Regions from separate parts of the Homo sapiens genome. Here region 2 is linked to region 1. A link is an interaction called in ENCODE POLR2A ChIA-PET data of the cell type or tissue named here. Cell type or tissue: Panc1. All regions are shown on one strand. Each heading gives the region's core, and the rest is flanking DNA. Links, peaks and the distances in the headings are about the cores only.

Evidence for each region. ChIA-PET counts read pairs that join two places held together with the same protein. Peaks named below come from ENCODE experiments on the same cell type or tissue, not always from the same donor. Only the 100,000 strongest peaks of a DNase experiment are listed, where the experiment ranks them.
Region 2: POLR2A ChIA-PET joins it to region 1 with 11 read pairs; 3 of 35 experiments call an interaction of 5 or more read pairs at or near these places.

What each region holds. Positions count from the first base shown.
Region 1 is chr7:47,582,735-47,597,909 of GRCh38, reverse strand. No RefSeq gene overlaps it. Among named protein-coding and RNA genes, the nearest start is that of TNS3, 8.2 kb to the right of the region's middle. In Panc1, for the core only: no CTCF peak of the experiment used is centred there; no DNase peak of the experiment used is centred there; H3K27ac peaks cover 8,000 bases.
Region 2 is chr7:47,400,255-47,415,429 of GRCh38, reverse strand. It overlaps TNS3 (tensin 3), which reads left to right. Exons shown (of 31, transcript NM_022748.12): 11 at 224-336; 12 at 1,433-1,493; 13 at 3,628-3,703; 14 at 14,516-14,645; 15 at 14,972-15,037. Among named protein-coding and RNA genes, the nearest start is that of SNORD151, 57 kb to the left of the region's middle. RefSeq lists enhancers at 11,792-12,300, 14,047-14,956. In Panc1, for the core only: no CTCF peak of the experiment used is centred there; no DNase peak of the experiment used is centred there; H3K27ac peaks cover 2,041 bases.

The DNA.
Region 1 (15,175 bases), core at 2,332-10,331:
GTTTAGAGTGTCTCAAATGTGCCCTGCCAAATTTGCAGTTCTCAGACAGCAGGGGTTGTTCCTCTGTTAACTTTCCTATCAGAAAGAGTGGGGGTTGTGGGGGGACTCTCACTTAGAAAAAGAAAAAAGAGAAAAACAATTTAAGGGGGAAAAGGGGAAGATTCTGGGGAAGAACACTTTGCTTAGTGCAACTGGGCCTTTCTAATCCTTATATTTTTTCCCTGGTTCAGACCATCTCTAATTCGTTGGCCAGGGAAAGAAAGAAAGCGCCCATCTGTTGGCCCTGTGGGAGTGCAGCTACTGTGGGTTCATGGCTACTGTCACAGCTTTCTCCCACACCCACTCATGGCCTTCTGTGGGCACACCTAGGTGCCTGAGCGAGGAGGGAAAAGGATAAGGAGAGGTGCCCTTAGCACTGCGTGCCTGTGCCTGTTGAGGTGGAGGTATACATGGCACCTCCAGGAACAATTGGTCTGATTTGCACCTTTGGCGTCTGAGCCTAATGGTCATTTTACTTAGTAACATTGCTGCAGCATGTAGCAAAACTCTTAACATTATAAAGGAAGAGATAAGAATCATTTTGAGCTGTGTGAGAGAAAAAAAAAAAAGTCTGGGGGTTTTCACTGGCCAGTTAGGGCAGAGTTTCTGAAGGGAATCAGCCTCTTACCTGCAGGAAAGAGAAAGATGGCAAGCTTTTGGAAGAGACGCAGACCCGACAGTTTCACATTTGTTTACACTCACCTTCCAGGATCCCGGGCGAGCCCCCAGTTGAAATGGGAAAGGTTCCCTTGCTCCCCTTGCAGGGAGTGTGATGGGGGTGTGACTCACTTCTTCAGTGCCCAGCTGCTCAAACCTCTAGGGGAGCATACAGACGGGCAGGCTGTGGGCTCTGACCCCATGCCAATGTCTAGGAATGAATGTTTATGGCCCCTGAAGCCCCAGTGGGCGTGTGTTACAGGGTGCTCTTTTAGCCTGCCATCTATAGGTGGCTTGTGTTGGTCAGCTCAATTAGACCCTCTACCTTGTCACAAGGGCAGAGGGCTTTCTGTACCCCAAGGTTTCTTGCCTTGGTGTACTGGAAGAATCAGATCACATGTGGGCTTGGAGAATGAGTGCAAGGTTTTATTGACTGGAAGTAGCTCTCAGCAGACGAGGGAGCCAGAGGGAGACTGTTTTCCCCTGGAGTCGGGCCACTCGGCAGCCTGGGCTCTCTTCCAGCTGCCTCGGCCAAACTCCATGTCGTTCTGCCAGTTGTTGGCCTACTGGTGTGCTGGCCTGCTGGTGCCTGTCAGTGTGCTCTTCCTTCGGCATGCTCTTGACAACCAGCCACTTATGTCTTCTTCCACCGATGTATTCCTTACAACATCCAGCTGCTTGTGTGTCTCTGCCTTGCTAGGGTCTTGGGTTTTATTTTTATTTTGTTTTGTTTTGTTTTGTTTTGTTTTTTGAGACAGAGTCTCACCCTGTCACCCAGGCTGGAGTGCAGTGGTGTGATCTTGGCTCACTGCAAGCTCTGCCTCCCAGGTTCATGCCATTCTCCTGCCTCAGCCTCCCAAGTAGCTGGGACTACAGGTGCCCACCACCATGCCCAGCTAATTTTTTGTATTTTTAGTAGAGACAGGGTTTCACCGTATTAGCCAGGATGGTCTCAATCTCTTAACCTTGTGAGCTGCCCGCCCCGGCTTCCCAAAGTGCTGGGATTACAGGCATGAGCCACTGTGCCCGGCCGGTCTTAGGTTTTTATAGACTCAAGATGGGGGCATAGTGGGCCAGGGTGGTCTTGGAAAATGCAACATTTGGGCATGAAGACAGAAGTGCCTGTCTTCACCTAGGTCTGTGGGGGTGGAGCCCTAGCCAGGGACCACGCCCTCTCAAGCAGCTAATACCACAGATGCTTGCCACCATGCTCTGATAGTTTTTAATTAATTAATTAATTTTGTATTTTGTAAAGATGAGGTCTCACTATGTTGCCCAGGCTGGTCTTGAACTCTTGGCCTCAAGCAATCCTTCAGCCTCAGCATCCTCAAGTGGCTGGATCTCTTATTTAAAAAAAATTTTGACTTTTAAGAGTCCCATAGCAGTAGCCAAATGGTCCACAGAAAGCTGAGGTGTAGCAGAGGCCATGACCTGCTGTGTTCAGATTCCTCCCAGCACTTCTCTTCCCCGCTTCCACATCATTTAAAGGGACCACACTCTTCCCTTCCCAGCACTCCTGTATCACAGTGACACAATCAAGGCTCACTGCAACCTCAAACTCTTGAGCTCAAATGATCCTCCTGCCTCAGCCACCCCAGTAGCCAGGACTATAGGTGTGTGCCATCATGCCAAACTCATTTTTTTTTTTTAATTTTTTTGTAGAGACAGGGTCTTGCTATGTTGCCAGGGCTATTCTCTAACTCCTAGCCTCAATCAATTCCTCCCACCTTGAGATCACAGGCATGAGCCACTGCACCTGGATGTGGCTTTTAAATAAGTAGAACCTTTTAGGCCATACGTGGTGGCTCATGTCTATAATTCCAGCACTTTGGGAGGCCAAGACAGGTGGATAGCTTGAGCCCAGGGGTTCAAGACCAGCCTGGGCAAAAATGGCAAAAGTTCATCCCTCCTAAAAACACAAAAAATTAGCTGGGCATGGTAGTGGGCACCTGTAGTCCAAGCTACTCAGGAGGCTGAGGCAGGAGAATTGCTTGAACTCGGAGGTGGAGATTGCAGTGAGCCAAGACTGTGCCACTGCACTCTAGCCTGGGTGACAGAGCAAGAGTCTGTCTCAAAATAAAAAAAAAGAATCTTTTAATCAACCAAACTGGCCAGGCACGGTGGCTCACACCTGTAATCCCAGCACTTTGGGAGGCCGAGGTGGGCGGATCACCTGAAGTCAGTAGTTTGAGACCAGCCTGGCCAACATGGTGAAACCCTGTCTCTACTAAAAATAAAAAAATTAGCCCGGCAAGGTGGCGGGTGCCTGTAATCCCAGCTACTTGGGAGGCTGAGACAGGAGAATCGCTTGATCCCAGGAGGTGGAATTTGCAGTGAGCCGAGATCATGCCCCTGCACTCCAGCCTGGGCAACTAAGAGTGAAACTGTGTCTCAAAAAAAAAAAATTAACAAAACTAAAACATACAGGAACCCCAATATTGGAAAGACGAATCTGTCTTTCCCATATATAAACATGTATGTTCAATTCAAAGTGTTTCTTCTTACACCAAGAAGGGTGAGGGTGCTGGGTCAGACACACACTCTGGTGGCCTGGGGAGGCAGAGAGCTGCAGGCAGCTGCTGTGGTTAATGTACCCCTCGTTTTGTTCCTGGTAGATAAGATGAAGAAAGCCTTGACTCAGGCAACCTGTAAGTTTGTGATTCGTTGTTATCACTTTCTGTGGCTTTCCTTTGCAGAATGAGGATTCTCTGCCTAAAATGAATCCTGAAGCCTGCAAGGCTAGGAAGAAGGTTTTATATTAATTGCTGAGACTATCTAATGGCTTGGATTTCATTTCATTTTATTATTTTGTAGCCACAGGGTTTTGCTCTGTCACACAGGAGTGCAGTGGTGCAATCACGGCTCACTGCAGCCTTGAACTCCTGAGCTCAAGCCATCTTCCTGCCTCAGCCTCCCAAGTAGCTAGGACCACAGGTGCGTGTCACCATGCTGCTAGTTATTTATCTATTCATTTTTGCAAAGATGAGGTTTCACTATGTTACCCAGGCTGGTCTTGAACTCCTGGCCTCAAGCGATCCTCTTGTCTCAGCATCCCCAAGTGGTTTGATCTCCTATCAAAAAATTTGACTTTTTTTGTTTGTTTGTTTGTTTTTGTTTTGTTTTTGAGACGGAGCCTCTCTCTGTTGCCCAGGCTGGAGTGCAGTGGCGCAATCTCGGCTCACTGCAAGCTCTGCCTCCCGGGTTCATGCCATTCTCCTGCCTCAGCCTCCCAAGTAGCTGGGACTACAGGCGCCCACCACCACGCCCGGCTAATTTTTTGTATTTTTAGTAGAGACGGGGTTTCACCATGTTAGCCAGGATGGTCTCGATCTCCTGACCTCGTGATCCACCCGCCTCGGCCTCCCAAAGTGCTGGGATTACAGGCGTGAGCCACTGCGCCCGGCCAAAAAATTTGACTTTTAAGAGTCCCATAGCAGCAGCCAAATGGTTCACAGAAAGCTCAGGTGCCACAGAGGCGCGTGGCCATGACCTGCTATGTTCAAATTCCTTTGCCATCTCCCAGCTTGCTCTCCGGAGCCAAGGGAGGGCAAGGTAAGGCTTCATCTTTTGTCCGTTGTAATGGGCGTTGGGTAGGTGCCTGATGCTGAGAAATTATTTACTGCTTCGCTTGGCTGGGGCTTTTCACTGGGGAGAGGAAGGTGGGACAGAGATAGGGGACCAGTAACTGCTGTGCCTCATCATGCTGGAACTCTGAAGATTTCCAGAGTGGAAGGAAAATAGTGGCATGATTGAATGTTTATTTACTTATTTAGAAATAAAAAGTAATGCTGCTGAAAAAAAAACAACCACCCCAACAGCAGCAATGCAGCAGCCTCTGTGGGCTAGCCCGGCATCAAAAAGACCAGGGCAGAGCTCCAGCTTCCTAATCAATGACACACTTCAAGGGAGTTCAGAGGCAGGCAGAGAGAGGGCGAGGGGACTTTTTTTTTTTTTTTTTTTTTTGAGACGGAGTCTGGCTCTGTCGCCCAGGCTGGGGTGCAGTGGTGCGATCTCGGCTCACTGCAAGCTCCGCCTCCCGGGTTCACGCCATTCTCCTGCCTCAGCCTCCCGAGTAGCTGGGACTACAGGCGCCTGCTATGTCGCCCGGATAATTTTTTTGTATTTTTTAGTAGAGACGGGGTTTCACCGTGGTCTCGATCTCCTGACCTAATGATCTGCCCGCCTTGGCCTCCCAAAGTGCTGGGATTACAGGCGTGAGCCACCGCGCCCGACCGGGACTTTCATCTGGGATCTGCAGAGTGTAAAAGTTGGCAACAGCCACGTTGGAGTGTGGTATGATGCTCTGTTTTATCATCATGTAAAGATGTAAATTCACGGCCGGGCACGGTGGCTCATGCCTGTAATGCCAGCACTTTGGGAGGCTGAGCTGGGTGGATCACCTGAGGTCAGGAGTTTGAGACCAGCCTGTCCAACATGGCGAAACCCTGTCTCTATTAAAAATACAAAAATTAGCCAGGCATGGTGGTGCGCGCCTTAGTCTCAGTTATTCGGGAAGCCGAGAAAGGAGAACTGCTTGAACCTGGGAGGCAGAGGTTGCAGTGAGCTGAGATCACTCCACTGCACTCCAGCCTGGGTCAGAGAGTGAGACTCTGTCTCAAAAAACAAAAACAAAAACAAAAACAAAAAAAAAAAACAACGGTGTAAATTCACAAAATAATCTGAGTCAGCCCTGGGGGGAGCCTGGGTTTTCTCCGGGTGCTATTTGGCAGCCTCTGAGCAAGGTGACTTTGGTCATTCTGGCCAGAAGGCCTTGAGAGCTACTGAGGCAGGTACAAGGGAGTAAAGTGGATCACGTACGTGTGTGGTCCGGCAAGGGCAGAGCTCCTTCCTTGCGCTTTATAATCTGGGCCACCCGTTGGAGAAACTCTTCTGCCCTTTGCATGGAAAGTGGATTTTCAGTGGAGATCCTTCAAAATACCTTCTCTGAAAACCATATTGTCTTGAGTTCAATGCTTCTGGTCGCCTCTCCAATTTTAAGAATATATTTGATTGCCACAGGTTTGCCCCCAAACCCCTCCTGAAGTCCATGTGGGTGAGTCTTGCGGAGCAGGGGCCCAGGCTGGTTAGGGCAGCCAGAGCTGTGATCTCAGAGCACGCAGTGCAGCTGAGGAATTCCGCAGATCAGAACGCTTTCCTTCAAACCCTTGGGAATATGCCCAGCTAAATTCTTGAACTAGTTTAAAAATCTGCAGATTTTTGTTTCCCAATGAAAAACAGTCTTTAACTACAAAAGAGGCTCAGGTTAATAATGCTCCAAGATAGCAAGGCACTCCCCTTAAATATGTACATTTTCCTTTCTCATGCAGTAAGTACAAAACCTGGAGGCTTTTTTTTTGTTTGTTTTTTAGCACATTCCTGGACCCAGCCCTGGAATTTAGAGGATCTGGGCTCAGGAATCTGAATGTTTAACCGCCCCCTCCTCCAATGTGATTTTCATGATCAGTCAGGTTTGGAATAAACACCTCGGGCAGATTTTTTGGCTTCGGGCGGAGCTAGGGAGGAGATGAAGCCAACTTCGGTAGCTTGCTTTGCTGCTGTCTTCTCTTGACAGCCCCTAATTCAGTGGTCATTATGTTTAGGGGATAAGCTGCCCCTGGGGTAGCACTGAGGGTGAGATAGTCATAGTGGCTACATTTGCACGAACTGCTCGACACAGTTCTAAATGGATCATAGAACATGTACTTAGTGTTCACAGCAGCCTGCTAGGATTGGTTCTGGTATCATCTCCATTTTTCACAGAAGAAGAAACTGAGGCACAGTTTCTCTGAGGCACAGAGAAATTAATGAACTTGCCAAAGCCACACAGTAAACACGCGTTCTGGCATTTTATGTTATTTTTATTTATTTACTTTAGAGATAGGGTCTCACTGTGCTGCCCAGGCTGGAGTGTAATGGCATGGTCATGGCTCGCTGCAGTCTCGAACGCCTGGTCTGAAGCTGTCCTCCCACCTCAGCCTCCTGAGTAGCTGGGACCACAGGTGAGCACCACCATGCCTAGCTATTTTGCCTACTCACATACTAATTATTGTTCATGTGCAATACCCAAGTCACATATCAACGTCATCATAGCTTGTTTCTCTTTGTTTCATAGATTGCTTTGTCCAAATTATCTTCTTGTTCATTGAAACCCTTTACAGTGAGGGAGATGGGGATTACTTTCTTGTTTTTTGTTTTGTTTTGTTTTGTTTTGAGACGGAGTTTTGCTCTTGTTGCCCAGGCTGCATTGCAATGGGACAATTTTAGCTCACCGCAACCTCCACCTCCCGGGTTCAAGCGATTCTCCTGCCTCTGGCTTCCGAGTAGCTGGGATTACAGGCACGCGTCACCACACCAGGCTAATTTTGTATTTTTAGTAGAGACGAGCTTTCTCCATGTTGGTCAGGCTGGTCTCAAACTCCTGACCTCAGGTGATCCGCCTGGCTCGGCCTCCCAAAGTGCTGCGATTACAGGCGTGAGCCACCGCCTCTGGCCGGCATTATTTTCTTTTCTCTTTTTCTTTCTTTTTTTTTTTTTTTTGAGACAGAGTTTTGCTCTTGTTGCCCAGGCTTCAGTGAAATGGCGTGATTTCAGCTCACTGCAACCTCTGCCTCCCAGGTTCAAGCGATTCTCATGCCTCAGCCTCCTGAGTAGCTGGGGTTACAGGCATGCACCACCATGCCCGGCTAATTTTTGTGTTTTTAGTAGAGACAGGGTTTCACCATGTTGGTCAGGCTGGTCTTGACCTCCTGACCTCATGATCCACCGGCTTCGGCCTCCTGAAGTGCTAGGATTACAGGTGTGAGCCACTGCGCCCAGCCCTGAGAAATAGTTCTTCTAATTGTCATCCAGTTTTCATCTGAGTCCTGTTGTTCTTTGGATATGTGTCCTAAGAGAGAGAAAGAAGAAGAGGGAAGGTGAGAAAGGGATAGGGAGAGAAGGATTGAGAAAGGGGGAGAGACAGTGAGGGGCAGGGGGAGAGAAGGAGAAAGGAGAGACAGGAAGAAAGATAAAGGGGAGAGAGAAAATTATGCCACTGTAATCTAAAGAGAGAGGAAGAGAGAGAGAGTGAGAGAGAGAGAGATGACAGAGGGAAGGGGGGAGAAGAAGGGAAGATGGAAGAAAGAAAGAAGTGAGAGAGAGAGAAAGAAAGAGAGAGACCATAAGAGAGAAGAGGAAAGAAAAGGAGAAAAAGAGAAGGAGAGGCAGAAAGGAAGAAAAGGCAGGGTCAGGGAGAGAAAGAAGGGGAGAGAAGAGGAGAGAGAGAGGGGAGGAAGGAGGGAGGGAGGGAGAGGGAGTGCCTGCTCACACAGGTGTCTCATGCCACTTCCACTCTGGCTGTCTTCCTGCTGTCAGATTCTTAGCTGCTCATTGCTCCCCCACAGGCTGTGCCAGCAACGTCCCAGGCCCAAGTATGGGAGTGAGCAGGATGCTGACCTAAGAACATCGCCACAGAGCTTTCTTCTCCAAGTCTAGACACAGCAGAGAACATTCTGGAATCCTACCCAGGAAACCAGAAGCAGACTCTTGCTATTTTTTTTTTTTTTTGAGATGGAGTCTCACTCTGTCACCCAGGCTGGAGTGCAGTGTCGTGATCTCCGGTCACTGCAACCTCCGTCTCCCAGGTTGAAGCAATTCTTCTGCCTCAGCCTCCCAAGTAGCTGGGATTACAGGCATGAGCCACCACGCCCGGCTAACTTTTGTATTTTTAGTAGAGACAGGGTTTCACCATATTGGTCAGGCTGGTCTCAAACTCCTGACCTCAGGTGATCCACCTGCCTCAGCCTCCCAAAGTGCTGGGATTACAGGTGTGAGCCACTGTGCCCGGCCTGGGTCTTGGTAGTTTCTTTTTTTTTCCTTTTTTTTTTTTTTGAGACGGAGTCTCACTCTGTCGCCTAGGCTGGAGTGCAGTGGCACAATCTCGGCTCACTGCAACCTCCGCCTCCCGGGTTCAAGCGATTCTCCTGTCACCTGATTAGCTGTAACTGCAGGTGTCTGCCACCACTCCCAGCTAATTTGTGTATTTTTAGTAGAGACGGGGTTTCACCATAGTGGCCAGGCTGGTCTCGAACTCCTGACCTCAGGAGACCCACCTGCTTCAGCCTCCCAAGTGCTGGGATTACAGGCGTGAGCCACCGCACCCAGCCGCTAGTTTCTTTTGATGGCACTTGGGGAATAAAATCTGGGTGTATCTAAGTGATAATGTTTACTTTGATTCAAGGAGTGTTTTTTAGTTCCTGGTGCGTATGAGGAAAACTGACACAACGGCAGCACTGAGGGAAGTTTAGTTAATGACTGTGGTGCCTGCAGTGGCATCAGAAGAGGACCTGAGCATATGGGGCCAGGCACTGTGGAGACTTGTGCATGGGGGCGGGTGGGCAGTCACTGGACTTTCCCCTCCTAGGTTCATTTCCTTGTAGAAAATGACATCATTTTTCAGAAAACTAGACAACTGTAGTCTTAATTTTTAGAAACTGGTATGTTGTGCAAAGGACATACAGCATGAAAGGTAGGAAGGGGTGTTGTGGAGATGAAAACCATTCCCAAAATTTGTGCGGCTCTGAGTCAGAGCCAGTCTAGACCAGAAGATTACACTCCATTGAGGTGATGGGGGGCAGCCAGGCAGGCTCCTAGCAGAAACCTGGTGGATGAGCTGGAGGTTTTCTTTTCTTTTTTGAGACGGAGTTTCACTCTTGTTGCCCAGGCTGGAGTGCAATGGCACGATCTCAGCTCACTGCAACCTCCACCTCCTGGGTTTAAGCAATTTTCCTGTCTCAGCCTCCCGAGTAGCTGGGATTACAGGCACCTGCCACCATGCCCAGATAATTTTTTTGTATTTTTAGTAGAGACGGGGTCTCACCGTGTAGGCCAGGCTGGTCTTGAATTCCTGACCTCAGGCGATCCACCTGCCTTGGCCTCCCAAAGTGCTGGGATTACAGTCATGAGCCACCACGCCTGGCCAAGTTGGAAGTTTTCTAGAATAAGCGGAAAGAGGCCCTTCCAGGCAAAGCGACAGAGGGAGCCAGCAGAACTGGCTTTTCCCTTATGTGGGGCTCCTAGCCGTCAGTCAGGTAGCTGCAAAGGGCTTTACGTTTCCAGTGGACTGCTGCCAAGTGGACATAAAACATTTGAATAGACATTCCCTTCTCCAATTCATAATTGTTTTTATTTATTAATTATTATTATTTTATTTGAGGCGGAATCTCACTCTGTTCAGGCTGGAGTGCAGTGGTGAGATCTCAGCTCAATACAACTTCTGCCCCTGGGTTCAAGCAATTCTCATGCCTCAGTCTCCTGAGTAGCTGGGATTACAGGTGTTCACCACCAGGCCCAGTTAATTTTTGTGTTTGTAGTAGAGACAGGGTTTCACCATGTTGGCCAGACTGGTCTCGAACTCCTGACCTCAAGTGATCCTCCTGCCTCAGCCTCCCAAAGTGCTGGGACTACAGGCATGAGCCACTGCGCCCGGCCCACAAAGCAAAACCACAGAGCCCTAAGCCAATGATCTAGCTGCTTTGGTCTATATTTCTGTGAGTACCCCTAAGGCACCAGACCCTGTGGGACCAGCGGTCACTCTCAGGCCAGGGCGCCTCTCAAGGCTGGTTGCACTCACTCCCCTCTCCAGCCAATCTCCAAGGCCCGCCCAGGCTGACGGCACCTCCCAAACAGCCGTGGTTTGCCAAGTTCTCCTTATGCCTCAGGCACTGTGCTAAGAGCTTCAGGAGGGCAATCTCGCCCAGTTCTCATAAAGTCCATGTGGCTTTAGTTTTAATACCCTCATTTTACAGGTTAGAAAACTGAGGCTTGCAGAGGTGTTTGTGATGCAGCTCCAGGATTCTTACTAAAATCTACCTGAATTTAAAGGATCCAAGTTTAGCCATTCCACCATCTGGCCCCCTCCTGCATGTTTCTCCAGCCTAAGCTCTTGGCAGCCTCCTGTGGGCTCTCTCTCACCACCTGTCTTTGTCCCCTCTGGCCATCTCCTTGCATTGCCTGGCACAGGCTCAAGCACTGCCCCCTCGCACCGACACCAAGCTCTTACAGGGCTTCCCGCTTTGCACCTGCAGCCTGCCCCTCCTCCACCCACATGGCTCCAGGAAGGTCTGCCTGGCAGACTCCTGATTCTCAGGCAGCCCCTGCAGAGAGCCCTCCCCAGGCTCCCTCTCCTGTTCCCTTATAGCTATTGGGAGACATCTGTCATGATGTCATCAGAGTATCACTGCTTTCCAAGAAAGGCCTTCCTACTGGGCAAAGAATGGGCTGATTTCTACCAAGCTGAGTGATCCCCATCATTGGAGTCAGTCAAGCATGTGTTAGGGGTAGTGAAGGGGCCATTGACTGAAGGTTCTTGCAGTCGGAAAAATCTGGAATCTCAGATCCAACCAGAGTAACCAATGTTGACTTCATTCAGGCTCTGTTTTTTTACTGCAGTGATCCTAGAAGCAGAGGGCCATGGGGCTGGCACAGGGCACGAAGTCCCTGTAGGTATGTTAAGAAGAAGAGCATGGGCCGGGCGCGGTGGCTCATGCCTGTAATCCCAGCACTTTGGGAGGCCGAGGTGGGCAGATCACCTAAAGTTGGGAATTCAAGACCAGTCTGACCAACATGGAGAAACCCCGTCTCTACTGAAAATACAAAAATTAGCCGGGCGTGGTGGCACATGCCTGTAATCCTAGCTACTCAGGAGGATGAGGCAGGAGAATTGCTTGAACCTGGGAGGCGGAGATTGTGGTGAGCCAAGATTGCGCCATTGCACTCCAGCCTGGGCAACAAGAGCAAAACTCTGTCTACAAAAAAAAAAAAAGAAGAAGAAGAAGAAGAAGAAGAAGAAAAAGAAACTGAATCTGCATCCATGCAGTGGGCATCCACAAAGTGGGCTCCCAGGGTCCATGTTTGTAGAAGTTGGTGTGCAGGTGCAGTTTTTGGAAACAAGGTGCTGTATTAGGGTTCTCCAGAGAAACAGATCCAATAGGGCATATGCAGATCTATAGAAGAAATTTAATTAATTAATTAATTCATTTATTTTTGAGACAGAGTCTCACTCTGTCGCCCAGGCTGGAGTGCAGTGGCGCATTCTCGGCTCACTGCAAGCTCCACCTCCCGGGTTCACGCCATTCTCTTGCCTCAGCCTCCCGAGTAGCTGGGACTACAGGCTCCTGCCACCACGCCTGGCTAATTTTTTTTTTGTTTTGTATTTTTTAGTAGAGACAGGGTTTTACCGTGTTAGCCAGGATGGTCTCGATCTCCTGACCTCGTGATCTGCCCGCCTCGGCCTCCCAAATTGCTGGGATTACAGGCGTGAGCCACTGCACCTGGCCTAGAAGAAATTTATTATAGGAATTGGCTCACACAATTATGGCTCACACAACTATGTCTGCAAACTGAAGACCCAGGAAAGTTGGTGGTGTAATTGCCAGTCTGAGTCCAAAGGCCTGAAAACCAGGAGCACTGATATTTGAGGGCAAGAGAAAATGAATGTTCCAGCTCAAGAAGGAAGAGGAAGAACTCACCCTTTTTCTGCCTTTTTGTTCTACTTGGGCCCTTGAAGGACTGGATGGTGCCCACCCACACTGGTGAGGATGGATTTGCTTTACTCAGTCTACCCATTCAAACGCTAAGCTCTTCCAGAAACACGCTACCCACACACCCAGAAATCACATTTTACCAGCTATCTGGGCAACCCTTAGCCCAATCAAGTTGACATCTGACATGAGCCATCACAAACACCAAGGTTATGTAAATTCCGAAAAGGTTCTGAGACACGGAAAAGCTCAGGTGCCTCTAGCCAGGCCTGGCAACTGTAAAGCCCACTTTGTTGAGCTGTAGGTGAGGATTCGTGTGTTTGGGAAGAGAAAAAGGAAGAGAGGAAAGGGCCAGGTGTTCTAGTAAGAGTCTCAAGGGACTTAGTATCTTTTTTTTTTTTTTTTTGAGACAGAGTCTTGCTCTGTCACCCAGACTGCAGTGCAGTGGTGCGATCTCAGCTCACTGCAACCTCCGCCTCCTGGGTTCAAGCGATTCTCCTGTCTCAGCCTCCTGAGTAGCTGAAACTACAGGTGCGTGCCACCACTCCCAGCTAATTTTTGTATTTTTAGTAGAGACGGGGTTTCACCATATTGGCCAGGATGGTCTCGATCTCTTGACCTTGTGATCTGCCCTCCTCGGCCTCCCAAAGTGCTGGGATTATAGGTGTGAGCCACTGCGCCCGGCCGAGACTCAGTATCTTAAGGCAAAACACAGGCATTTGCTCATGTTCCAACTCCACAGTTCTCTGAATGCGCTGTAGAGCTTTGTAACTCCATCCTGTGTAATGTTTCCTGCTGTCTCTTTCAGTTGGTCTTTGGGAAATATTTTCAGTGACAGAAAGTAAGAAATAAGGAAAAATATCCAAGTCCTTGCTCATATACCTCCCTTGATCTAGGGATACAAATTCAGATTTTTGCGGTGGCAAAGACAATCTTCATTGCAATGACAAGCTTCCAACACATCTTCTAAAACTCCTACAGGGGAGGAGCAAGAATGAGTCTGCAAAGAAGGGCTCAGGGAGGAAGGAGATTGGCGGGAGTTTCTTGCCCAGACTCCCCTGCCCTCTGCTTGGCATACTAGGAGGGAGAGGCCACTCTTGGCATATTGCTGCTTTTTTTTTTTTTCAGCTAAATGTTGGAGACTTTTGTTTTCAAAGTTGAGTTTTTTTTGGATGGCTAAGGATGGAAAAAATGCACATTCCCTTTTTCAGATACTGGTTCATGCCCTGTTTTTGTTTAATTTCTTGGAAACTTGAAGTTGCAGCCTGCGAAGTGGGGAGGCCCTGGGCTGGGGAAGCGAAGCTCTGGAAGGGGCCCAGGTCCCGATTGGGGATCCAGAGAGGCTTCCCTTCATGTGCCTCTAGACGAGGTGTGGGGAACCCGGGGAACAGCCATCCCAGCCAACACAGAGTGCGTGGGGATACTGGAGCCCGGTTTTTCTTCTCCTTTCTTGGGACACTGCCAGGGAATATAACCACAGACACTGCACGAATGAGCACCCAAGTCACAGTTTTTCTAGAAACAAAGGTGTGGTTGGGGCATCCCATTCCATTGCTACCCCAACAAGGGCAGTGTGGCCGGTGGGGCCATCTGGCTTGGGTGTGGGTAGCAGTTTGGAGAGATTTTAGAAGAGGCTCCCTGACAAAGGGTCAGAGAACCCCAGCACTGCACTGAGTTTTCCTGACTGTGAGCTCTCAGACAAACAACAGTGTCACCTCCTGTAAATGGGTGCCCTAACACTGCAAGAAGCTCAAATTCATGTTGTCATTCAGCCAACATGGTTTTTGGCATTATGATGGTTTCTGTGATGCACAGAATAGCACGTAATTGGCTCTGGGTGTGAAGATCACCACGGTCTTAATGGAAGAGAGGGTTGAGCAAAGTGATGATTTAGTCCAATTGCACAGAGTGGATGGTGTGGGCAGGCAGCTGGGAAGAAGTTAAGAGTAGCCTCAAGGCCAGATAGTCCTGATCCCTCCCACTTTCTTCGCCTGACCAGGTGGGTGACCTTGAACAAGTTGCCTAGAATGTCAGATCCTGTTTCCTTATCAGGACAAAGGAGATCGTAACAGTACCAGCCTCACCCCCATTCCTAACCCAGCTGGCTGTGACCTCCTCCCCACCTTCCCCTATGGCATCTTCCCTGGCACCCCTTGACTCATCTCATTGACTCTTGACCTGGTGTCTCCTAGAGTGTAGGAAAAATGCCTGCCTCATCTCTAGGGGCTGGGGCATGGTGCTCATGAAGCCTTTGCCTGGGAATAAATACCCAGATCAGTCTGGGGATGAGAAATGACACTACCTTCCAGAGCACAGCAGGGGTTGTTCAAGTCTTCCAGAAAAGCAGCTCTTGTTTCTCCTCATGTGGTGGGAGTGGAGTCAGAGCGTGGCTCAGGCCCCACATTCTCAGCTGTTTGGATCTGGGGACTCGAAGTTTCTGGTGGTTACTTCTGAAAGTCTTTTCCAGGATAATTATTCTTGCTCGGTTTCTCTGCCATCTCTGACAGGCTGTTTTCCCTGCTTCCCCCGCTGCCCTGAAGGGGCCAGAGGAACAGGGCAGGACCCCAGGGCTGCGGATGGGTTAGGCAGCTCTGTTCCCGAATCCAAAGCAGTTCTTGGTGACTGTCCTCCAAGACTTGCCCTGGACCCTGCTCCGGGTGGGATTCTGAGACCGCCTGCTCCACGTGGCAGATGAAATCTAGGTCTCTTCTGTGAGAGGCTGGCGGGGAGGATGTTTTCCTGGAAAGGACCACAGGACAAACCGCTGATGAAATTTCTCTTGTGACCTCCCTGGAGGAAGAGCACTTCTGATTTCTGCAAACTTTTTCCATTCCCCCGATCTCACAAATGGGGAAACTGAGGCTAAGCGACTGAGTTCAGGGCCATCTGAATCTCAGGGATGGACAGTCAGGATGGACAACCTATAGGCCTTTCCTCCTCTGAGAATCTCTCTGCTCGGG
Region 2 (15,175 bases), core at 3,851-11,850, 180 kb after region 1:
GGCCGGTTGTGCCTTGGTGTCTGGTGCTTGGTGCCTGGTGCGCTGGTGGGAAGCCCTCAGACCTGTAAGCGCAGCACCATGCTGAGAACCCCTGGCTGTGAGCAGTGGACCGATTCTCTCCCAGAGCCCCAGACTCAGCCAGGATGTGTTTCTCCTTGAGTTCCCTTCTCAGCAGAGGCTGAAGACACTTCTGGGAAGTGTAACCCAGCTGTCCGTTTTGCAGGTATGTTCAGTTCCTCAGTGGGCTCCTGTCCGGATCGGTGAAAATGAATGCCTCTCCCCTGTTCCTGCATTTTGTCATCCTCCACGGCACCCCCAACTTCGACACAGGTGGAGGTGAGTGTCCCCTATGACGTGGCACCTGCGATTGGCTGGCCCAGACTTGGAGCTGGTCCTGGGCCCCTCAATTTAGATAAGCCTCGGCTTTCCTTCCGAGAGGGCCCAGGATCTGCTCCTCTGCCTCCCTGGCGATTGACTGGGTCCCCCTTCAGTGGTCAGAGCCCCATGTTTATGTGGTTGGGCCAAGTTATTTAATCAGGGGAGGGACTGGCGGCCAGCAAGGGGGATCAGAAATACCCCTGTGTATATGCACAGTGACTAGGGCAGACAAGCATTGTTCTGGGCTGCAGCCCTAGTGGGTCAGCTGTGCAGTTGGCCTTGAGGTCACAAGCCATGGAAGAAGCCCAGTAAGAGGCATGAATGTGACCCAGTCTCCCCTGACGCATCTCATGAACCCATCTCCTCCTCCTCCTTTAAAATGACCCCACAGGAAAGCACACAGCATGTAGCTGAGGGTGAGGGCCCTGAGCCCTCCTTCCTGTCCCACTTAGATGAGCACAGCACACGACTGGGGATCACGGCCCTGTCTCCACATCCCCAGTTCCCCAAAGGTGCACAGAGTATATGGCCGAGGGTCAGCAGGGCCCTATCCCTCCTCCCTTGTCCCATGCAGGAGCAAATGGCACATGGCTGAGGGTCAGGGCCCTGTCCTCTCCTTCCCAGTCCTATGCAGGCACACACAGCACATGGCTGGGATTCAGGACCCTTGCCCTTCCTCGCCAGTCGCATGCAGGTGCTTGCTCAGAGGTTTCTATTGTCTCTGAAGTACATCTGTGCCTTCAGGTCCCCCTGGTCATTATGGCCAGAGTGACCTTGCCAAGCTGCTAGTTGGTTTTGAAGCAGCTTGGCTTCACTTCAGGAGCCTTTGGCACCCTTTGGATAAAGGTCAAACTGTGTTGCTCTGCAGGCTTCTAGGACCGGGTCCGGCCTTTTCCTGCAGCAACCCTGTGGCTCCATGCACTGCTTTCCCAGACCTCAAAGGCCGCAGGTGCAGTCTCCTGGTCTCCTCGTCGCTTTCTGTCTTTCTGATTGCCAAATTCCTGTTCGTTCTGTACCGGTCATGCCTCTACAGACAGTTGTGCCTTTCTTTCAGTGTGCCGGCCCTTTCTGAAGCTCTACCAAGCCATGCAGCCTGTGTACACCTCCGGGATCTAGTGAGTGCTGCTGCTGCTGCTGCTGCTGTTGTGGGACCTGGACGGCTCAGGGAACTGCAGCTGACCCTCAGCTGCCTGTCCCGCAGGAAGAGTGTGGGAGGGTTCAGGTCAGAGAATGCCAAGAAGCCAAAGAAGAGTCCAGTGGGGAAAATCCTCTCGTGGCCCGTGCTCCAGCATCACGCCTTGGCCCTCCCTCCTGCCCTGCACAAGTGTCTTTGGGCTGTCACACTAGTTGGCTCCATTAAAGGACGTGGGGGCTGGAATTTTGAGGGGAGAGTGGGCCATTTGCTTTTTGGAGTATGGTGGCCCCTTGGTTTTCAAGGGGTATTGATTCCAGGACCCCCTTTGATTACCAAATCCGAGGATGTTCAAGTGTGTTTTATAAAACGGCATTGTCTTGAACTCCTGACCTCAAGTGATCTACCCGTCTCGGCCTCCCAAAGTGCCAGGATTACAGATGTGAGCCACCGAGCCCCTGGCCATCATGGTGAAACCCCGTCTCTACTAAAAATACAAAAATTAGCCAGTCTTGGGGTCGTGCATCTGTAAACCCAGCCACTCGAGGTGGAGGCAGGAGAATTCACTTGAACCTGGGAGGTGGAGGTTGCAGTGAGCCGAGATCACACCACTGCACTCCAGGCTAGGTGACAGAGCGAGAGTCAAAAAAAAAAAAAAAAAAAAAAAAGGCCAGGCTTGGTGGCTCACACCTGTAATCCCAGCACTTTGGGAGGTGGAGGTGGGCTGATCACAAGGTCAAGAGATTGAGACCATCCTGGCCAATATGGTGAAATCCCGTCTCTACTAAAAATACAAAAATTAGCTGGGCATGGTGGCGTGTGCCTGTAGTCCCAGCTGCTTGGGAGGCTGAGGCAGGAGAATTGCTTGAACCTGAGAGGCAGAGGTTGCAGTGAGCCGAGATTGTGCCATGGCACTCCAGCCTGGCGACAGAGCGAGACTCGGTCTGAAAAAAAAAGAAAACAACAACAACAAAAAAACTGGCATTGTATTTTCATATAACCCATGAGCATTCTCCTGTATACTTTAAATCATCTCTAGATTACATAACAATACCTAATTCAATGTAAAGGCTGTGAAAATAGTTGTTACAATGTATTGTTTTTTAACTTCTATTATTTTTTATGGTTGCATTTTTGTTTTTTATTTATTTCCCACAATATTTTCTGTCCCCAGTCAGTTGAGTCCATGAATGTGGAACCCAAGAATAGGGAAGGTTAACTGTGAGCCTACTGGAGAGAGTCCTACGATAGGATCTCACTACTATGGTTTTTCTTTCTCGCTCCTTTCCATTTTGTTTTCCATTTTTATTTATTTATTTTTTTTGAGAGAGCATCTCGCTCTGGCACGATCTCCACTCACTGCAACCTCCACTTCCTAGGTTCAAGCGATTCTCCTGCTTCAGCCTCCCGAGTAGCTGGGATTACAGGCACCTGCCATCATGCCCAGCTAAATTTCATATTTTTGTAGAGACGGGGTTTCACTATGTTAGCCAGGCTGGTCTCAAACTCCTGACCTCAAGTGATCTGCCTGCCTTGGCTTCCCAAAGTGCTGGGATTACAGGCGTGAGCCATGTCTAGCCTCCTTTGCATTTTAAACAATACGTAGCCACACATCCCCCAAATTTGTACACATTCCTGAGTTTTCTTTGTCTTTTTGTATGTGGACAGGCATTTTATGAAAAGTCAGTAAAGGAAACAAATATTCTCATTACTCACAAAGAGCTGTTGTCACATTTCTGGGTTTGCTCTGGGCCCTCTGTGCACTGATGTCACTCTGGAATTGCACCCTCAGTTTGTAACTGAAACTGTGGCTGTGCACACCCTGGGCCCCTTCCTCTAAGCCTGCATGGTCGTCTCCAAGCTCGGGCCTCTGGAGTTGGACCTTAGTCACTTCAAGTCAGTCACTGACCATGATGATGCTATGAGGACCCTCCATGGCCTGGGAGCTTTCTTTACCTTTTTAGATTCATTTAGATTCTCAGGAATTAGATTCTGGGCTGATTGGGCATTCTGTGTAATTTCTGAGTTTTGGGTTGTAGGGTTGCTTTTCTCTACATGTATTCTTCCCACAAAATCATGAAGTTGCATAATGATCTACCTTCTTCTTCATCCCAAAGCAACGTTGGCCCAGAAAACCCCAGCAGGATCTGCATCGTCATCGAGCCGGCCCAGCTTCTGAAGGGAGATGTCATGGTGAGTGCCCGCTGTGGCCGCAGATGGGTTGGTGTCCCCACTCTCCCAGTGGTGATGACTTGAAATCATGATTCTGTGTTAAAACAGTAACCCTCACCCCCAAAAAAAGTACCCTGTAGGAAGAAGGAAAAGTAGCTTTTACCTTAACACTGGGGTCCCCCACGCCTGGGCCGTGGACCTTATCGGTCTGTGGCCTGTTAGGAACCGGGCCAGCGAGCGAGCATGACCACCTGAGCCTCCCGTCAGATCAGCGGCGCCATGAGATTCTTATAAGAGTGCGAACCCTATTGTGAACTGTGTATGCGAGCGATCTAGGTTGCACACTCCTTAGGAGAATGATGATCTGAGGTGGAACAGTTTCATCCTGAAACCATCCTCCACCAGTCCATGGAAAAATCATCTTCTGTGAAACCAGTCCCTGGTGCCAAAAAGATTGGTGACCACTGCCTTAAGGCATTTAGTTAACTTTCTGAATAAAACTATTTTAATTAAAGGGACGGAACAAATCTTCATTCTTGATTCTCTTTCATTCTAGAGCCCCTCGAGATATACAACCTGGAAATTAATGTCCTAACTCGGCCACTCACTTCTGAGAACCCCTGTGTTCTGACTATAATTTGCATTCTTCACATGATCACAGGCCTCCCAGAGTGTGGGTGCAGAAATAGAATATTTATGTATCATTAATAGCCAAAGTGTGAAATACAGCTGGTGCAATTACAGCTTGATTAATGATCAAAACAATGATTTCTCCAGATAATTTTGATTCTTATGTGTGTTGGTTCTTGGAGGAGATTAGCCATTACATTTTTGCCTTTTATCTTTCTTGAATACAAACAATTCATACATTTAAAATAATTTTAGGAAAATTTTTTATCTGAAATAAGGTAAGCTTTTAAGGCATATGTATGACTTTCAGCATGCATAGAATCATAGAATGTAAAGATTTCATGGCCTTGGAAGACCCACTTCTATAAGGCAGTAGGGTGACTCGAGAAATAGCTTTTCATTGTATTATAAATACCCTATACAAAGTTTTTGAGGATTTTCATTAATTTCCCTGTAACCCCTAGATTTTGAAATCTTAGCTTAGTGGATGGTGAACTCCCTACCTTGCTGGTCCTGAATTCTTACAAAAATCAAATCAGCGAGGATCGAAGGTGGAGAGGATTGAAGGTGGAGACAGTCTAAACCCATCCACGCCTGCGGGGTCCCTCTGGGGCCTCCAGGTCTGTCCTGTTTCACATGCTCACCACCTAATTGAGGGGTTCTTCAGGCCTGGAAGGCAGGTCTGGAACAACAGCTGGGCCCAGCCCTTTTCAAGGCATTGAGTAAGCACTTTATAAACATCTTGCCTCCTGTTTCATAGGCAAGAAAGCTGAGGTTTGGGGTGCGTCATACGTTTTTATAGGCCCGTTTCCTCAGCTCTCTGTTCTACTGTCCTAAGGAGGAGGACCTGGGCTGGAAGTCTGTCCTCAGCAGTGCTGTGCTGCAGCGATGGTGCAGCATCCCTGTGGCTGGAAGTGAGAGGGAGGACCAGGAGGGGAGAGAAACATCCGCTCTGGTGTTCCTCACATCCTGTGGTCCAGAAGGCAGCCCTGGGCTTGTTTCCTAGGAGGCTTCACCCTGGAGGCTCCTTCTCCCAGGACACTTCCTGGGATCGTTGGACGAAGGGCCTGAGTCTGTATTGAGCACCGGCTATGTTCAGCACTTTACTCCTCCACCCACTCTGGAACTGGGTCTAGTGTTCCAGCTTTAAAGAGGAGGCCGGGCTGGGCGCAGTGGCTCACGCCTGTAATCCCAGCACTTTGGGAGGCTGAGGTGGGCGGATCACGAGGTCAGGAGATCGAGACCATCCTGGCTGACACGGTGAAACCCCATCTCTACTAAAAATACAAAAAATAAGCTGGGCAAGGTGGCGCGTGCCTGTAGTCCCACCTACTCAGGAGGCTGAGGCAGGAGAATGGCATGAACCCAGGAGGCGGAGCTTGCAGTGAGCCAAAATTGCGCTACTGCACTCCAGCCTGGGCGACAGAGCGAGACTCCGTCTCAGAGGTAAAAAAAAAAGAATAGGCCAAGAGAGGCTGGGGGCGATGCTGGTAGGATTTGCACCCGCCCTCATCTTGTTTGCGTAGTGTTCTACCTGCCCTGGGAGGCAGCATCTCAAGGGCGGGTGCTCCCTGAACCAGGTCTTCAGTGATGAGTAGTTATTGCCCCACGGCTCCGTCCCTTTAAGATGACTCATGGGAGGCAGCTGAACAACTCAGTCATAGAGGGTGACCCTCAGGCTAAGATGTGTCTTCCCCCCTACCGCCCACCAAGAGCATGGGACGGCCCTCTCCCCTGGGCTGTTTATGGGCTGGTAGCTGCAGGGTCTTCCTGAGACCAGGCGGGGCCCTCTCCCCTGGGCTGTTTATGGGCTGGTAGCTGCAGGGTCTTCCTGAGACCAGGCGGGCGGGGGCAGTCTCCTGGGAAGTGCCTGGCTCCTCTCCTCTCTTCCCAGCTACCTCCTCCTCCTTCCTTCTCTTCTCCCCTCTCTTCTCTCCCACCCTGCCTTTACAAACTTCTCCCTCCTCCTCTTGCCCTTCTTCCTTTTCCTCCTCTCTGCTCCCTCCCTCCTTCCTCCTCATTATTTTCTGTGGCCCCTTCTTCCTACTGTCATTCATCCAGTAGTCTTTTTTTTTAATGTTTTGTGCTTTTGGAGTTGCTATGCTTGCTCTAGGCCCATGAGTGAAGTTTTTGCCCTAGAGGATCCCGTTGGGGACATGGGCTTTCTGGCAGGAGGGAACCTACTGATACCGTGTAGCCTACAGAGGCCTTGATGAGACGGGGTGGGAGAGGTCACAGGAGGACTCAGATGGACGTGTCCTGTGAGTTGGCTCCAGGTTGGAAGGGGTGTTATTATACAAACAGATGAAGCATCCCAGGCTTGAGGCACCCACAAAGGCTGATGCTGTTGTAAGGATGTCTGTCTTGCAAGGAAAGTCGTTGTCTTGGAAGGTTGAAACCAGATTTTGTAGGGCTTACATATTTGCATATTTTGTTTTGGGAAGTGTTAGACCTCTGCCTAGTGCAGGTTTGTAAGGATTAAATGTACTCAGTCACATAAGTCTCCCAGGACAGCGCCTGGCAGAGGATGAAACTGCATCGATGTGACCCTGCGGCATCACCAGGTCACTTTCCTCTATCGGACCAGACTGTGGCTTAGTCTTTGGGGCAGCCACTGCCTCTTCCCTCTGGAAGAGCCCCCAGCACCCCACCCACCCCATAGGCCCTCTCCCCATGGTGCTGCGTCTTATCCTGTCCCACCCTGTAGTGGGCACCGCAGCCCAAGCGTGTGGTCTGAGTAGACATTACATGCATCTCTGTTGTAGCAGTTGGAATGAGGCTTTGAGTGGGCGGTGTGGGTGGGACTTGGAAGGGGTGTGGTGGAGGTGTGGGTTTGGCACTTGATAAATGAGGCAGGCCCAGGAACAGGGTGGGGCAGGGCAGAGAGGGGCCGTGAGTGGGTGAAGGAGGCGGTGGCCTCCTTTCCTCAGTGTCCCACCTGCAGCCCTTGGGAGTGTTCCCAATGGCCTCCAGGCCACCCTGGGCTGGCGTTCTCCAGCCTGCCATCTCCTCCTGGTCTTCTACCTGTTGCTGGCTCTAACCTGCTTGGCATTCAGACTCTGTGTCCCTCAGGCCACTGGAACCCGCCAGCCGCCTCTTGCTGCCCCAGCTGATCCCGCCATTCTGTCCCCAAGCCCTGCTGATCTAGCACTGTCCACCCACCCTGGCCCTGACCTCTCAACTCAGGCTTCACCCTTTGGTCTCAGCTTAAACAACAGAGGTGATTCTCCCACAGTCCTGGAGGCTGGGAGCCTGAGATCCAGGTGTGGGCAGGGTGGTTTCTCCTGAGGCCTCTCTCCTTGACCTGGAGGTGGCTGTCTTCTCCCTGTGTCCTCACCTGGGCTTCCCTCTGTGTGTCTATGTCCTCATCTCTTCTTACAAGGACACCAGTTATCATTCATTCGGGCCCAGCCTAATGACCTCATTTTAATTTACCTTTGTGAAGACCCCATCTCCAAACACAGCCCTATGCTGAAGTGCTGAGACCTTCAACTTATGGATTTTGGAAGGACACCATTCAGCCTGTAACAAGTCTGTTTATTAAATAAACCTCTCCTAGAAAGTTTAGTAAGATTACTAGCGCAGTCAGGTGCCATTGACGGCCCAGTCCCTGTGGCTGTGGTTTGTCACCAGCCTTTATCCTGAGCACGTTCAGCGTGCGGCCTGCATGAGAAGATGCGGTGGACACGTGAGTGGGCAGTGCAGGGCTCCTGCTCCCGGGAGTCTGGGTCCTTCAGGGAGATGAGCATGCAGATAGCTAGGGCAGGTGGAACTGAGCATGGCAGAAGGTGCGCGGCGGCAAGAGCTAAAGGTTAGGTGGGAGAGATGATTTCCAGCGTGTCAGAGAAGGAGTGGCTTCACAGCAGAGCTCACATCTGTGGTCGACCTGGAGAGTAGAAACCCAGGGTGTCACTGCCAGCACTCCCATCAGAGTCGGGAGTGCATCTTTTGCCAAAGCCCAGAAATCTCAGTGCTGTTGACTCCCTCTGAAAACGACCTAAGGGAACAACACAGGAAGAAAAAAATGCGGTTGCACGTTTCTCATTATTGGCAAAGCATCCCTAGAGAGGAGCGGGAGCCATCCCCTCCTCCCGTTCATGCTTCTTCTGGGTGTTCTGAGGGTGTGCAGGGCAGGAGCAGCACCGGATTCCTCCTCTCCAGCCTCTTCCGACCTTCCAGTGACCCACTCTGCCATGCTCAGCACAGGATGCCCACGCCGCCTTCACTTTGCCCTTCCTTCAGTTTTTCCCTGTGCCTGCGTGACGTGCCCTGCTGCAGGTTCACTGAGCAATCCTTAAGTTGAGAAGGCTGTAGTGGGGGAAGAAGTTACAGGGCCTTTTCTGTGTAAAGTTCAGATATGCAGGTGGTTTTATTTCTTTTGGCAACAGTCATGGCTTGGAGAGGATCCTAACGAGCAGAAAGCATGTGCATAGATTTACACCCTGAAGACTGCAGATGGCTTGGTGCCCTCAGTCTGGGTGTTTTCTGAGGCTGTCTGTGTACTTTTGAAGGCGGAAAGTGGCTTCCCAGGCGGGGTAGCCATCCTTAATCCTCCTCCTTCAAAAGGCCTCTTGTCCTCTTTGAGTTTTCCCCTCCGTGGTTCTGGTGTCTGCCTTGCCTGCAGGGACATCTGCCTGGCTTTCCTCATGAGGGCCTCTGCACTGGGACTTACTGGCAAAGATCACAGTGGTCAAGTTCACAGAGAAGGAAGGGCCAGAGTCAAGTCTAACTGCAGAAAGTGACTTGGGAAAACAGAGCCCCACTTGCCACTCCCTGGACTCAGTTACTAGCAGATGGAGCTGCTGCAGGCAACAGCAAAGCTGACCTTGACCCACCGTCTGCCTTCGCCTCGACACAGCCAGCCCATCCCTGCTTGGCCCCTCCCAGCTGCACACCTGACCCATCCCATCTTTGCAGTGTGCTTTTCCCAAAAGGTCAGATTCTTAAGTCTGCTCCTTTCAAAAGGGCAGAACCTCAAGAGGTTTAGTAAATATGGCATTGTCAGACAGTGCCATGGGGAGGGCAGCCGAGGCGTTATGTAACCCTGTTCAGGAATTCATGCGGGCAGCGGGCTCATCAGGAGTCTGGCAGGGCTCCAGGGGCCTGATCCGGCTTGCTCCCTCCCTGGTCTCGGCTCTCAGGTCCACAGTTTGTAAACACATGCTTCATCTTGCTGCCCCTGCTTGGACAAATCCACGGCCACTTGAATTTTGTGTTCATGGTTGCTGGCTCTAGAACCTCGCTCCAGTGACCCGACTTGTAAACAAAGGTGTTGCCTGCTCAAGAAGTTTTCACAAACAAATAGTGCTGTTGCTGGTTGTTTCTTACCGAGGGCACTTACATAAGGCCAGGGAAAATGAAAGTGTTCTCCTGAGACTCTGCCCCAGGAGAGGTTTCTACAGATCTCTGTTGGACGCATCACAGCATTATTTTGTGATTGCCTTTTCCTCTCCCTTTTAGACTGGGCTGGGTCTTAATCCATGCTGTCATCTCAGCATAGTGGACTTGGTTGTGTTTTCGTTTGCAGCCAATATTTACCCACCTTTCAATTGCTTTAGGTCATGAATTACAATATTGCGAACATCTGAAGTCATTTTCAGCTCCAAGTGAAGAAATCATGGTTAGTGTTGGCCCTGCCTGACTTAAGTCTTTGACCTATGGGGCTTAGCTATCTAACTTTTTACCCTCCAAATATGCGGTTGTAACTCATTCTCTGAGTTCACAGATTCCTTGAGGCCTGCGTAGACAGTTGCCTGGGCCACCAGTGGAGCATTGAGTGAGAATGTTACTCTTTTCTGTTAGGGATGCTTTGAGGGTTCTGCTCTTTTGCTTAGTAAATTTAGGGGAAGCAGAGCTGAATAGGAGCTGCCCAGCAACGGCTGGCATTGGGGGATGATAGGAACCTGAGGGCTGACTTCTGAATTGGGGACTGGCATTCCTGGGGCTGATACCTTAAGCCTTGACTCTCTTGGTACATGGTGCTTTTTCTCTTGTTGATGGAGAGTTTGAAATAAAAATACACTTATGTGGCCTAAAGTTAAGCAAGTCATCAGTGTCTTTAAACACTGGATTGAGGGATAACTTCTTTGAGAATTCCATGTGTCTGCCTTCGACTTGGTGTACTCCAGGAGCAAATGAGGTCAAGGCAGGGCTCCGTTCCTGGTCACCAGCAACTTGTCCAGTCCAGTCAAGGGCACAGGCATATTTTTATTTTTATTTTTATTTTTATTTTTTGAGACTGAGTGTCTCTCTGTCACCCAGGCTGGAGTACAGTGGTGCAATCTTGGCTCACCGCAAGCTCCACCTCCTGGGTTCATGCCATTCTCCTGCCTCAGCCTCCCGAGTAGCTGGGACTACAGGCGCCTGCCCCCATGACCGGCTTTTTGTATTTTTTTAGTAAAGACGGGGTTTCACCATGTTAGCCAGGATGGTGTCGATCTCCTGACCTTGTGATCCGCCTGCCTCGGCCTCCCAAAGTGCTGGGATTACAGGCGTGAGCCACCGCGCCCGGCCGGGCACAGGCATATTTTTATACCACTATTAGAAAATAAATTTTGGCGATGGTTTCTGAATTGCCTCATCAGACTAAAAGAAAGCAAGAGTGCTTACAGGCCTTCCCATTGAGATCATCATTCACCCTATATGTTTTTGAGTACCAAGTGCCCTCTCTCTAGAAGCTTATGCCCTTTAAATAATATATTCATATAAATATAGCATATCATTATTGGATAATGAATTATATTAATATGTAGTGCTAATTTAATCTTTATAACAACATAGCCAGGTCAATATCATAATACTCATTTTGCAGTCAGAGAATTTAAAGTCTAAAGAGGCTGCAACTTTCTCAAGATCTGAGTGCTCCCAGCGATTTGTGATGTCAACATCACACCCACGTACTTTTGTGGTTGGCTCTATGATAGCATGGTGACAGGCTGTGCGCAGCCTTTGTTGTGGTGCTTGCTATTTCTTATTTCATTTTTCTATGCTACAAAATTGTGACTGCACATCTTTGAGTTGTTATTTTAAATGCAGATATTCTAAAATCTGAAGGCAAAGGATCAACATATTCTAGAAACACTCTGGGGAGACCCAGGTAAATAAAGTTAAAGCCGGAGGGATGAAGGGAAAATTATAGACTTGAATCAGTCTAATCTTTACGAAATGTTTGCATTACTATTATATCTTAAAGGGAGGCATTTGGGGGCCCTCGTACCAAGTACCATGTTGATTGTTCTTTCTGTTAAGTATTACAAGCATAATTCTGATCTCTTGCCATTGCTCCTAAAAAGATTTGTTGATGTAGATAATGCATAATTATTGCACACTATGGAGGGCTCCTGGTTGGTGAGTGGATTTTGTCTCAAGATCTGACCTGCTGTGTTGATGGTGGTTGCTGGGAGCCCCGAGTTAGGGAAAATCCTGTGGTTTTCCGTGTCTTTCAGAAGAAGCTGGAGTCAGTTCATGATTTGGTCAGGAGGACTGGGGAGGGTGGTGTTTACCTCCATTAATCAAGAGGAAAGAGGTTTAATATGAAACAGGGATTGTGTATGATGAGGCCGTTAGGATCTCAAGCCAGCAAACAAAGTTAGCATTAAAATACACAGAGAAACCCCTGAAGGGAGGGCCACGTGATTTCAGGCAGCAGTTGTTCTCTGCCAGTGGGATAGACCGCTCTTTCTTTCACTGTGGAGCCTTAGGAGTATTTGAAAGCTTGTGCTGTGAAAAATAGGAATCTTACAGGAGAATCATATGGGGCCTGGAGAGGAACCTGTTTGGGACAGGCCGATTCCCATCTCCTGCCACTCTGTACCTCCTGGGCACCGTGGCCTGCCTTCTCCTCCCTTCTGGTATGTGGAGGGAGCTGGGATTGCTGCGGGAGGAGCAGTGTGTTTGTGTGTAGCTGCTATGAGGAGCAGTGGGGGGACCTGGGGGAGCATCCTGGATTCCTGAAGAGGGAGGGCAGGACCTGGCCTGGAAGGAGGCCCTGCGCTGGGCGGGGCGGTACTGACGGGAGGGGCACGGTGAGCTGCGGTTGGGGATATTCCACTGTGCCCCTTATGTGGCCCGTACTGGAGCCCACAGCTCCCTCTGTTTTCACCCAGGACACTCCCTGCCTGCCAGGACTGAGCCCACAGCTGCCTCCTGAGGAGTTTCCTGACTCCTGTGGGCAAATGTTGGCGCCCATGGCAGCACAGGCTGCGTGAGCTATCAGCTGACATCGTGTTGTTGTTTTTATTTTTTTAAATCTCTGGTTCCCTTAAATATTTATAAAATTTGAGAGCAAGACTGGCTTGAATTGGGGCATCTCTTTTCCTTTTCCCTTCCCTAACCACTTTTCACTCCCCATTTGCAAGGCACTAGTGGAGGCAGACAGGCACATTTGAAGGCAGACAGGGAAAGGTGGGTGCTATCATCTCTATCAATGGGGGTGCATGTGTGGATTTACCCTTGGCCAGAAGGACCTCCCTCTGGGGATCTCTACAATATGCCCCAGGTTGAAGCATTTGATGGGTGGTCAGTGTAGTGAGTGTGGGGCATGGGGAGCTCAAAGGAGGGGCCCAGATACTCTCAGAACATCCTGGAAGGATCCCTGCAAGGGCAGCCTTTGATTGAGTCTTGCTGAGAAGTCAGTCTCGGACAGAGGTGGTAGATTTGTGGCCAACGTGCCATTGGCTGTTGGAAAGCAAATTGAGGCAACATTTCTTCACAATGCCAGTTTTCTACTTGCAAACGCCCTGGTTCCTGGGCCCCTGGAGGCCAGGCCTGAGTCTGAGCCCCATGTTTACAGCACCGCTGGCCAGCGCCAGGCCGTACAAGGGAGACCCAGTCATGTTTGTCAACAGGGAACATCCTTCCACAGTCTTAATTATATTTTTTTGGTTTATTTACCCGTCCCTTTCCTTGTAGATAGCACAAAGGTAAACATCTTCTGGGTCTGCCTGGAGTCACAGCTCCCTGCCTCCTGGGCTGGGTTTCTGGGCTTTTTGTTCCTCTGGTGGATGTTCATCTGGTTAGGGAAGACCCTCCCTGCAGAATTCTCCCGCATGCTGGTCCGGATCATACCTGCTGCGGTGGCTTCTCATTTACTGTTGTGAGGCATGTGATATTTTAAAGCCATCTTTCTCCAAGAAAAGTCTCTTTTATGGGAACGTGGCTGTCTCTGGTAGTCACTACCCCACAGCCTCGGGGTTGGGGAGGTACCTGCCTGTGCACGATTTGGTCTGAGAGCAGAATCCAGCCTGTCCAGGGCCTTCGGCCTTCTGGGGATTTGGGAAAGTGCCACTACCTGGTGGTCCTGCCCCTGATCTCTGAGTGAGGGGTATCCCTGTCCCTGCAGCTCCCCCAGCTGTGGCCTGAGAACCCTTCCAATGATGCCAGTGCTGCGCACGGTCACAAGAAGCAGGGGGGACCTAGTTATACAGGCAGGTCAGGACACTCAGGCTCCTGCTCTGCCCACCGTTCCCCACATGCCAAGCATCTGCAAGGAGGGGCTTGCTCTACCCTTTGGCTCATTGGCACAATCATTTAGGGTGCTTGAGCTGCACCCTGGGGACCTCATGAACCCCAGCTTGAGTTCAGATCACATCAGGGTGATTCTGAACACTTGTCTAAATGCCAACACCCTCTCTGTCTCCCTCTCTCCCTTCCTCCTTCTTTGTATCTCTGTCTCTAAATTACAGCATGCACATAATCATTTAGGATAGTACACACAGTAATGACCGGCTGCTGCTTTTTGGAAAACAAAAAGCTTTAAGTTGCAACATGGAGCATTGAGATCAAAGAAAAGCTATCACAATCAGTTGTTAAAGTCTAGAAAAAAGAGACCATGGAATTCTATTTTTCGGATGTGTTCCAAAACAGGGCACATTCACGTGGTCTGAAAGGGTTTAGGTGTGGCCTCTCTGAGGACTAGCGATAGTGGTGTTCAGAGCTGCGGTTCCACAGGAGCAGCACAGGGAACACATTGAAGCCTCCAGTGGAGCCCCGCACCCAGCAGCAGCAGTGTGGTGCCTCTGCCTGCACCCCAGCTGTCTGCAGGCGCCTGTGCCCCAGGGCTGAAGTTCCACTCCAAAGCGTGAACTCCCAGCCAGAGTCCAGAGGGGAGGCCCTGCTGTGCCGGCCTCCGCGGAGTGTGTTCCTTGCCGGGAACGTGTGTCCCCCGCTGCAGCTACTTTGTTTTGTTTTGTCTCTCTAACCCAGGTGAAATGCTACCACAAGAAATACCGCTCGGCCACCCGTGACGTCATTTTCCGCCTGCAGTTTCACACTGGGGCTGTGCAGGGCTACGGGCTGGTGTTTGGGAAGGAGGATCTGGACAATGCCAGCAAAGGTGAGGCGCGGAGCTGGCGGCCCTGTGCTTGTGGGCAGCTGCGGTTGAACCTCCTTGGTTGATTCTTTCACTATCCCCTTTACCCTCTTTCCAAAATTCAGCCTACTGACAAAATTGTTCCCAAAGTAGGAGAAAATGATCATTGATCCCTGGGGGAAAAAAATTATGGATAACCAATGAAACTGCCTATACTTTCTGTATCATGGGGTGTCTTTATTGCAGATTTGGGAGTGGTGCTGTACTGGTTGGAATAAAGGACAAAGTCAGTCCATACTTTTCCGGTTAATTGTCTCCACAAATGTGTTAAAATACATTGTTTTTTTCAGATGACCGTTTTCCTGACTATGGGAAGGTTGAATTAGTCTTCTCTGCCACGCCTGAGAAGATTCAAGGTGGGTAGCTTGGTGGAATACTGGGTGGTCCTTGCTGACACTGGTGAAAGGTGCATGATGGCTACGCTGGGGCTGTAGTACTAGTCTCCTGCCTTTGTGCATATTTGGAGATTTCTGTGATTAATTTTATTTAAATGT